Linked DNA regions of Homo sapiens: region 1 is linked to region 2. Evidence: chromatin contacts called from ENCODE Hi-C or POLR2A ChIA-PET data. All regions are on one chromosome and are shown on one strand. Each heading gives the region's core, a stretch centred on a gene start or an enhancer-like site at or near the end of the contact. The rest is flanking DNA. Distances are from core to core; before and after follow the strand shown. Region 1 holds the start of ZC3HAV1L (ZC3HAV1 like). Region 2 overlaps KIAA1549.

Region 1 (4,058 bases), core at 1,257-3,756, 160 kb before region 2:
TATGTTCAGTTCTGAGGGGCTGCAAATTTAACTGACAAGAGAAAAAACATATATGCATATGGCACTGCACAAAAGAAGTGATGATGATTTATTTACCTAACTTAATAGGGGAGAGAGGGGGGCAAAAAGGCTCCTATGGGAAGAACAAAGGGGTTTCTAGGGAACAAACAGGAGATAAGGAAGTTTGTGTTCATAGGGAAGTTGTTTATGCAGGTGCACGTGGTTTTCTATTTCATGTCCATAAACCCCTGGAGAGGGGATGAATGGCAACCTCACTCCCAGAAGATTCTGCTTTTACTGAAATAAAGGAAGCTTCAAGAAGGCTTCTTTTTGCCTCTATTGAATCTTACATGTCTTTAGTTTAAAATAATCCTCATGCCAATTTTAGGGTTGAGAGTGCATCCTCAAACCACCAATTCCCCAACATCCCTGGATGAAGGCTCTTCCTGGAGGTGTTGGCTCCTTGGTAATTCCAGCCTGCCTTTCCTGCTGGCTGCTTCCTCCTTCTGTTGGAAAAAGCTTAGGCAGAGAGTTCAGGAACAAATGCTGAGTGCCAAGGGGACGTAGGCTACTGCCTATTTTTCTCTTCCCCCACTTGCTTATTTAATGTGGGTATTCGCCAAGCTTCTTTCCCCCCGTCCCCCACCTTTTCACACTCTTCATTTTTGCCAGGTGATCTTATCAACTCTCAGTTACCTAATGCTCTGATGTCACGCAAATCTACATCCCTTCCCTTCTCATGTCCCTCAAGGTCTAGACCTGTATACAGAATACACCTGCCTGTTGAGCGTCTTACCTTGGGTTGTCCACTGCAAACTCTCAACATAAATAACACTGGGGTTATAGTCCCTCAAATCCTGTTTATTTTCTGTTATTCCCCACCTCGTCTTGCTTTTCTAGAAATCCATTCTTCTCATTGCTGCCAGGGGTCTTTCTAAAACACCTATCCTACAATATGGCCAGGTACTATTTTAGGTGGTAGGGATACAGCAATGAACAAAACAAGGTTCCTGCTTTCATGAGCCTGAATTCTATAGCTAAATATATAAATACACAATAAAGAAGAAAAATATCAGTGGTAAGTTCCATGCAGACTGGGGAGCTACTTTAGATTTGAGAGGTCAGGAAAGGTTTTGCTGAAGAGAAGACATTAAAGCTCAGAGCTGAATGACACACCTTGAGTGGCACTCAGGAGACATCCACACTTCCCAGATGAAAATCCTTTAGTGACTTCCCAAAGTTCTCGGGATATAAGTCCAAATTTCACAGCATGGCAGAGAAGGTCTTCTGGCATCTGGCCAGTTGTCTTCCTCTCTAGCTTCTTTACATTACATGACATTAATGCATTTAATCCTCACGAGCACCTTGCAAAATAGCAGCTAGGCTGGCTGAGTTCTCTGATGGTCTGATTCATCTTTGTACTGTCACTGCGTTAGTAGTTGGCTCAACAAACGTTCATGAAACAAGCAAGGTGTTGGACAAAAAGCATGGATGCTTAAGGCAGGTCTAGACTGGTGCTGCTCAACAAAAATAAGGTAATCCACATTTGCAATGTAAAATTTCCTCATAGCTACATTAGGAAAGTAGAAGCAACACATGAAGTTGTCATAACATTTTATTTATCCAAATATATCCAAAATATTATGTTTAACATGTGATTCATATAAAGTTAGTGAGATATTTTACATTCTTTTTCTCATTCTCAGTCCTCAAAATCTAGTGTGTGTATTTCACACTTATATCACATCTCAATTCGGACTAGCCACTTTCCAATAAAGCTCAGCAGGCCCCGCGGGGTGGCTCACGCCTGTAATTCCAGTGCTCTGGGAGGCTGAGGCAGGTGGATCGCTTGAGGAGTTCGAGACCAGCCTGGGCAACATGAGGAGACCCCGTTTCTACAAAGCAAAACAAAAACCAAAAAAATTAGTGATGCGAACCTTCGGTCTCAGCTACTCAGGAGGCTGAGGTGGGAGGATCGCTTGAGCCCAGGAGTTCCAGGCTGCAGCGAACTACGATAGCGCCACTGCACTCCAGCCTGGGCGATAACGTGAGGCCTTGTCTCCAAAAATAAAAATACAACAACAACAAAAAATCCCAGAAGTGCTCAGCAGCCACATGTGGCTAGTGGCCACCTCCCGCGAAGCAGCCCGGCCACTCACCTCCTACCACCTTTTACCTATTTCTCCTTCTCCGCAGGCCTCCCTAGCACTACCAGTTGTCTTGTTGGCGAGTCCTTTGTGACTCCCACTATACAAGCCCCTCAAGGCCAGGCTTCGCCCTGAACGGTGCCTGGGCGGAGCAGACGCTCCATCAACGCTGTCCCCGCCTGAGTCCACGTCCAGGGGATCCGCAGGCGCCGTACCCTGCTTCCACGCGCCGGGGCCGCCCCTCGCCCGGCCTCCCGCAGGCCCACCCCTCGCCAGGCCCAGGCCCATCCCCGGGCTGTTCGCTGGAAATCGTGGACGTGACTGGGAGGAGCCTGCCCGCCCCGGCTCGCTGCGCCGCGCGCACAGGGCCCGCGCCAGCGACCATGGCGGAGCCCACAGTGTGCTCCTTCCTCACCAAGGTGCTGTGCGCCCACGGCGGCCGCATGTTCCTGAAGGACCTGCGCGGCCACGTGGAGCTGTCGGAGGCCAGGCTCCGGGACGTGCTGCAGCGCGCCGGGCCCGAGCGTTTCCTGCTGCAGGAGGTGGAGACGCAGGAGGGCCTCGGGGACGCGGAGGCCGAGGCGGCGGCCGGCGCGGTGGGCGGTGGCGGCACCTCCGCCTGGAGGGTGGTGGCCGTGTCCTCTGTGCGCCTCTGCGCCCGCTACCAGCGCGGCGAGTGCCAGGCCTGCGACCAGCTGCACTTCTGCCGCCGGCACATGCTGGGCAAGTGCCCCAACCGGGACTGCTGGTGAGAAGGCGGCGGCGGGCGGGGACTGTGGGCGCTGGCCGCGGGCCTGGCCGTCCTGCTGGAAGCGGGAGCGACGGGAAGGGGGGCTTCGTCCTGCCCCGGGCCGGGGACGCGGGGCTGGACGACCCCCTCCCGCAGGCCTTTCCTGGGCGTCCTCCCCCGCGCTTCCAGCAGCTGGGCGGAAAGGCGCGAAGGTCCTCTCCATGGAGACGTCTCAACCGCCCACGCCAGAAAAGTTGCTGCCCCCGCCCGCCCCCCCGGATCCTGCGCGACGCGGCCGGGTTAAATCCGGACTGGGACTTCGGAGCTCACTTATTCTGGTGATATTTGGCGGGAGGTGGGGGGCGTGGGGCGTCTGAGGATCCCATGAGATCCCTGGACCCTTTAGCCGGAAATCGCTGCTCCCCCATATCCACACACTTGTGCAGAAGCGGGTCTGCGCCCTCTAGGTTTAACAGCGCTGAGCCAGTCTCACCCCAGGAAACAGGGCTGGATGGCTTGGGTGAGGCCCTGTGGTTCCTGACTGCCAGAGCTGGGGTTCGGGGCTGCCTCCTGACCCCAGGCTGTGCTTCACAGCCCCGAATTTTCCTTGGTTGTCTCTAGCCACACACCCCGCCAAAGCGGTGCTGGGGATAGGGGCGCTTTCTTTTTAACGTTGGTGGACTGTGGCAGCTGTTGCCGGGGAGAAGGCCAGGTGCAGTCGCCTACGGAACAGATGTGCATCCTCAGGCGAGGTGGGCGACCCTTGGCTTCAAAGCATCCCTACTGAAAATTCAAATGACCCTGGGAGAGGAGTTCCTTCAACCCAATTTTCTTATTTTCCATCAGTGCTTATTAGGCCATACTATCCCCGGTTTCATGAAAATTACTCAACTTCACATGTATTAAATACATTGAAAGCTGCTCAAGGCAAGGAATTGGACAGACTGGTCCTTCTTCACCTGGGCATCTGACCGAGGGCTTTGTTCTTTTAGGTCTACCTGTACCCTTTCCCATGATATCCACACACCTGTCAACATGCAGGTCCTGAAAAGCCATGGACTTTTTGGTCTCAATGAAAACCAGCTTCGGATCCTGCTTTTGCAGAATGACCCCTGTCTTTTACCAGAGGTGAGTCACCAAGGAGTCACCCTCATGTCACATTTGCTACAAGTACTTTCCCC
Region 2 (4,496 bases), core at 420-2,919:
TTATTTTCATGTTGTAGAAAGATAGTTTTCTCACTATAAATATCAATTTACTTTTAGAACTTTACTTCTTGAAAGGTGCCATTAGATAGCTTTAATGCTGCTGTGTAGGTATTTTATTGCTTGCATAGAAAATTAAATATCCTATTTTAAAATATTCTGAGTTTTTCTCCTAGCTTTCAGTTATTTTATTTTTTAAAATTTTTTGCTTTTTGAGACAGAGTCTCTTCCTGTTGCCTAGGCTGTAGGGCAGTGGTGCTATCTTGGCTCACTGCAACCTCTGCCTCCCAGGCTCAAACGATTCTCATGACTCAGCCTCCCGAGTAGCTGGGATTACAGACGTATACCACCACACCTGGCCAATTTTTGTATTTTTAGTAGAAATGGGGTTTTGCCATGTTGGCCAGGCTGGTCTTGAACTCCTGGCCTTATGTGATCTGCCCACCTCGGCCTCCCAAAGTGCTGGGATTACAGGCGTGAGCCACCATGTTCGGCCTGTTTTATAATTCACATAAAAATATTTCTTTTGTTGAAAGTCGTAATGAAGTAAAAATTAATGGAGGTGGGGAGCGGGGAGGGAGGCTGCTTGAGATCCATTATGGAGCCCTCTTCCATGTTGCCATGGGACCAGCGTTCCCTCTCACTCCTGCGGGTGGTACAGCTACCGGCTCTCTTTAGGCTTCTTGGCAAGGCTGTTGACGACTGTCCCAGGTCATGTGGCATATTAAGGACCCACCTTGCAATGGAAGCTGAGAGAACACTGTTGTTTCAGTTTTGGTAAATTGGAGGTTGTGCTTTATTCCTTTTCCAGCTGACTGTTTTTGGAAGGTGACTAGGCCCTGACACATACCCTCATGGCCATCCATGAACCCTTAAGAGATTATTTACTCAGATGTCACTGTGTTCCCAGCTATTCTAGCTTTAAAATAACTCAAATCATAACCACTGGATCCCCTTAGTGAAGATGTGAAGGGAGAGATGAGGCAGGAGATGGGCTGCCATTGCTGCGTCTGTGCATAATTGTAGTTTTTCTCTCGCTCCCCTTTATCATCAGGAATATACCAAGTAGGTAAGGATTGCAAAATACTCAGCATTCTTTTATGCTCTCCTTAGATTGCATGTGTGCAAGTGTGTGATTTTTAAGTAGTTAAAACTTCATTTGAATTCCACAAATTCCAAATTCTAGAATTTCATGTGCAAACCAAGCTGACACTGACTTTTGCATGTGCTAAGGAGCTTGCAGTGCTCGCTTCAGCAGCATATAGACTAAAATTGAAAGGCAACAAAGAAGATGAGCGTGGCCCCTGTGCAAGGATGACATGCATATTGGGGAAGCATTCCATATTTTAAAAAAATTAAAAGAGTTTGCAAAATAGTTTAAATGAGATTGAGTACATATAACAATGAAGTTTTTCAAGTAATTTTGGAGTACTGTACCATTTATAAAATGATTGAGATCATAAAGTAGAATTCTTATCTTTTCATGAAGGCAGATTCCTAGAGACCTTTTCAAGGTAAAATTTTATAAACATAGTGGAGATGACTGTAGTCATTGAGTCATCCGTTTAGCAAATGCTTGCTAAGTGCCTGTGGTCAGGTGCTGGTGATATACAATGAAGATGAGATAAATGTGATTGCTGTCTCACAGGATGTTAACGTGGGTTGCGCACATTAGTAAAGATGTGGTTTTCCAGCCTGGGCTACGTAGCGAGACTCTGACTCTACAAAAAAAAAAACAGAAAAAATTAGCCAGGCCTGGTGGTGTGTGCCTGTGGTCCCAGCTACTGAAGAGGCTGAGGTGGGAGGATCGCTTGAGCCTGGGAGGTCGAGGCTGCAGTGATCTGTGATTGCATCACCACACTCCAGTCTGGGTGACAGAGCGAGACCCTGTCTCGGGGGACAAAAAAAGTGGTTTGACTGTGTTTACTTGTAGATAATGAAATAATATTTCTTTAAAAATGCTCTCTTGCTTTGTCATTTTAGTAATTCAGGCTGAACTATTCTCTTTCATTCTGCTTTGTTGACATTATCCTGTTCTATACAATCCCATATGCTGTAATTTTTTATTTTTTATTTTTTTGCTTACCCAGTCTCGAGTGCAGTGGCACAATCACAGCTCACTGCAGCCTTGACCTCCTGGGCTCAAGCAGTCCTCTCACCTCAGCCTCCTGAGTAGCTGGGACTACAGGAGCATACCACGCCCAGCTAACTTTTTATTTACTTTTTGTAGAGACGAGGTCTTGCCATGTTGCCCAGGCTGGTTTTGAACTCCTGGGCTCAAGCGATCCTCCTGCCTTAGCCTTCCAAAGTGCTGGGATTATAGGCATGAGCCACTATGCCCAGCGTTTTTCTTTCTTTTTAAGATTTTTATTTGTATTTTAACTGATGGTAAGAAAACATATAAATTTATGGTGTACAACATGATGTGTTTTTTGCTTTTATTATTTTTAGTTGATACATAATACTTGCAAATATTTATGGGGGACATTGTGATATTTCCATGTATGAATATACTGTGTGATGATCAAATCAGGGTAATTAGCATATCTGTCACCACAGACAAAGTTATCATTACTTTGCCTTGGGAACATTCAAAATATGCTCTTCAAGCTAATTGAAAATATGCAATAAATTATTAGAGTTACCCTACAGTGCCTACAGGTGCTCAACCCATTCCTCCTCTCTAGCTGTGCACTTTTATTTTTATTTTTTTGAGACACGGTCTCACTCTGTTGCCCAGGCTGGGGTGCAGTGGTGCAGTCATGGCTCACTGCAGCCTTGACCTTCCAGGCACAGGTGATCATCTCTTCTCAGCCTCCCGAGTAGCTGGGCCTACAGGTGTACACCACCACGCCGGGTTATTTTTTGTAGAGATGGGGTTACGCCATGTTGCCTAGGCTGGTCTAGAACTCCTGGGCTCAAGTTACCCTCCCGCCTCAGCCTATCAAAGTGCTGGGATTACAGGCGAGAGCCACCATGTCCAGCCTCTAGTTGTGCTTTTGTATCTGTTAACCAGCTTTTGTCTATGTCCCTCCTCTTCCCTTCCCAGCCTCAAGTAACCTCTAGTCTACTCTCCACTTCTAGATCAACTTTCCAGCTTCCACATATGAGTGAGAACAGTGCAGTGTTTATCCTTCTGTGCCTGGCCTATTTTACTTAATGTCATCCAAGCTCAGCCATATTGCTGCAAATGGCAGGATTTCCTTCTTTCTTGTGGCTAAATGATGATGTTTTGATATGTGTATGCATTGTGAAATGGCTAAATCAAGCTATTTAACATATACATTACCTCACATACTTATTTTTTGTGATAACACTTAAAATCTACTCTCTTACCTGTTTTCAAGTATACAATATATTGTTATTGATTATAGTTACCATGAGGTACAATAGGTATCTTGACTCTATAGTAAAATTTATATCATTACTTTTAAAAAATAATTGAAGAGAAAGGGGTTTTAATCCCAAGTTCCTACTAGCCTTAAGGCAGGATTCACACAGCATTAATCTCTGTGTGTCCATTGTGCTTTGTACTAATCATTATTACCCAGGGAGCTTTTTTAGAAAAATTGTGCAATGCATAGCAAACAATAATATATATTATATAATTATATTTATTAATATATGATATAGAAGTATGTAATATATAATTACTAATAGTAATATATTACTAATTACTAATTATATATTACATATACAGTTCTATAAACAAAAATATATACTAATATATAATATGTGTGATATAATTATATAATATATATGTGTGATATATATTATATGTATATGTAAAAAAATTTAAAGCCCCTCTTTTCAGCCATGTTGAAGGACTGGCTTCTGGGCAGTATGGAAGCTGGAAGATTTTCTGCACCTCTTATTTCCTCTCCTCCGCTTGGTCCCTCAGCTCTGTAGAGTGGCCCAGGGTTTGTGCATCCCCTCCTCTGGTTGCAGTCTGTGAACAGTTCAGCGAGGGTGAAGCAAGGGCCGTGACTACAGTGGGAGGGGGTGAGCCGGGCTCTGGACAGGAGCCCAGTCTTAGGCTGCTGCTCCAGTGGTACCCAGGCAGGGCTGACAGCCCAGTAGGGAGGGGCCTTTTTTTTTTTTTTTTTTTAATGCCTGTCACCTTTGTCTCCCAGCAACCCAGAAGTCTCTGCCACCCTGGAGGAAAGTGATCCCACTTCTAGGTATCAGTAGCTTAATGGGCTACCCTCTGTGACATTTATTGTTACTCTATAAGTCTGGGTTAAGCAGGGCTAGCCTGTCTGGAGAAGCTCATGATCTCCTTTTAGGCATTATGCCTGCAACTTGAGTAGCTGCCACCGATGAATGGTGGTGCCTGGCTGTGCTTCCATTGCACAAATGCACAAATAGTCAGGTTCCTTCTAGGTATGGGGCCAAGAAAGAAAGCTTGAGCATAGCTGGAGTCCAGACAATGGTGTCCTCTGGCTCAGACAGACATCATTCATTCAGAATCAGCCAAATGACTTCTGATTGCTTGGGAT

Evidence for each region. A loop is a pair of places that touch in the nucleus more often than their neighbours do. ChIA-PET counts read pairs that join two places held with the same protein, here RNA polymerase II (POLR2A). Pooled maps may share reads with other maps.
Region 1: a loop to region 2 is called in a pooled map, with 3 times the contacts of the local background. The contact joins the promoter of ZC3HAV1L here to the enhancer-like site in region 2. A Hi-C loop is called at or near these places in 6 of 168 maps with a recorded cell type or tissue (CD4-positive, alpha-beta memory T cell, CD8-positive, alpha-beta T cell, endothelial cell of umbilical vein and 2 more), 2 of 37 single-sample maps with no recorded cell type and 10 of 50 pooled maps. POLR2A ChIA-PET finds 5 or more read pairs at or near these places in 13 of 52 experiments (A549, AG04449, BJ and 9 more).

The regions. Positions count from the first base shown.
Region 1 is chr7:139,034,490-139,038,547 of GRCh38, reverse strand. It overlaps ZC3HAV1L (ZC3HAV1 like), which reads left to right and starts at 2,506. Exons shown (of 5, transcript NM_080660.4): 1 at 2,506-2,895; 2 at 3,870-4,005. The coding sequence starts at 2,531. LOC107986852 (a long non-coding RNA gene) reads right to left here and starts at 2,365. Exons shown (of 2, transcript XR_007060557.1): 1 at 2,177-2,365; 2 at 1,598-1,895. RefSeq lists silencers at 2,214-2,423, 2,674-3,193 and an enhancer at 2,180-3,099.
Region 2 is chr7:138,873,209-138,877,704 of GRCh38, reverse strand. The region is part of intron 12 of KIAA1549; the gene reads left to right. It also overlaps the pseudogene RNU6-1272P. Among named protein-coding and RNA genes, the nearest start is that of ATP6V0A4, 77 kb to the right of the region's middle. Within about 2 kb of position 1,669, at least 3 of the 41 ENCODE cell types and tissues checked have a DNase peak (open chromatin) inside an H3K27ac peak, as active enhancers do; they include PC-9, where a contact is called at or near this core.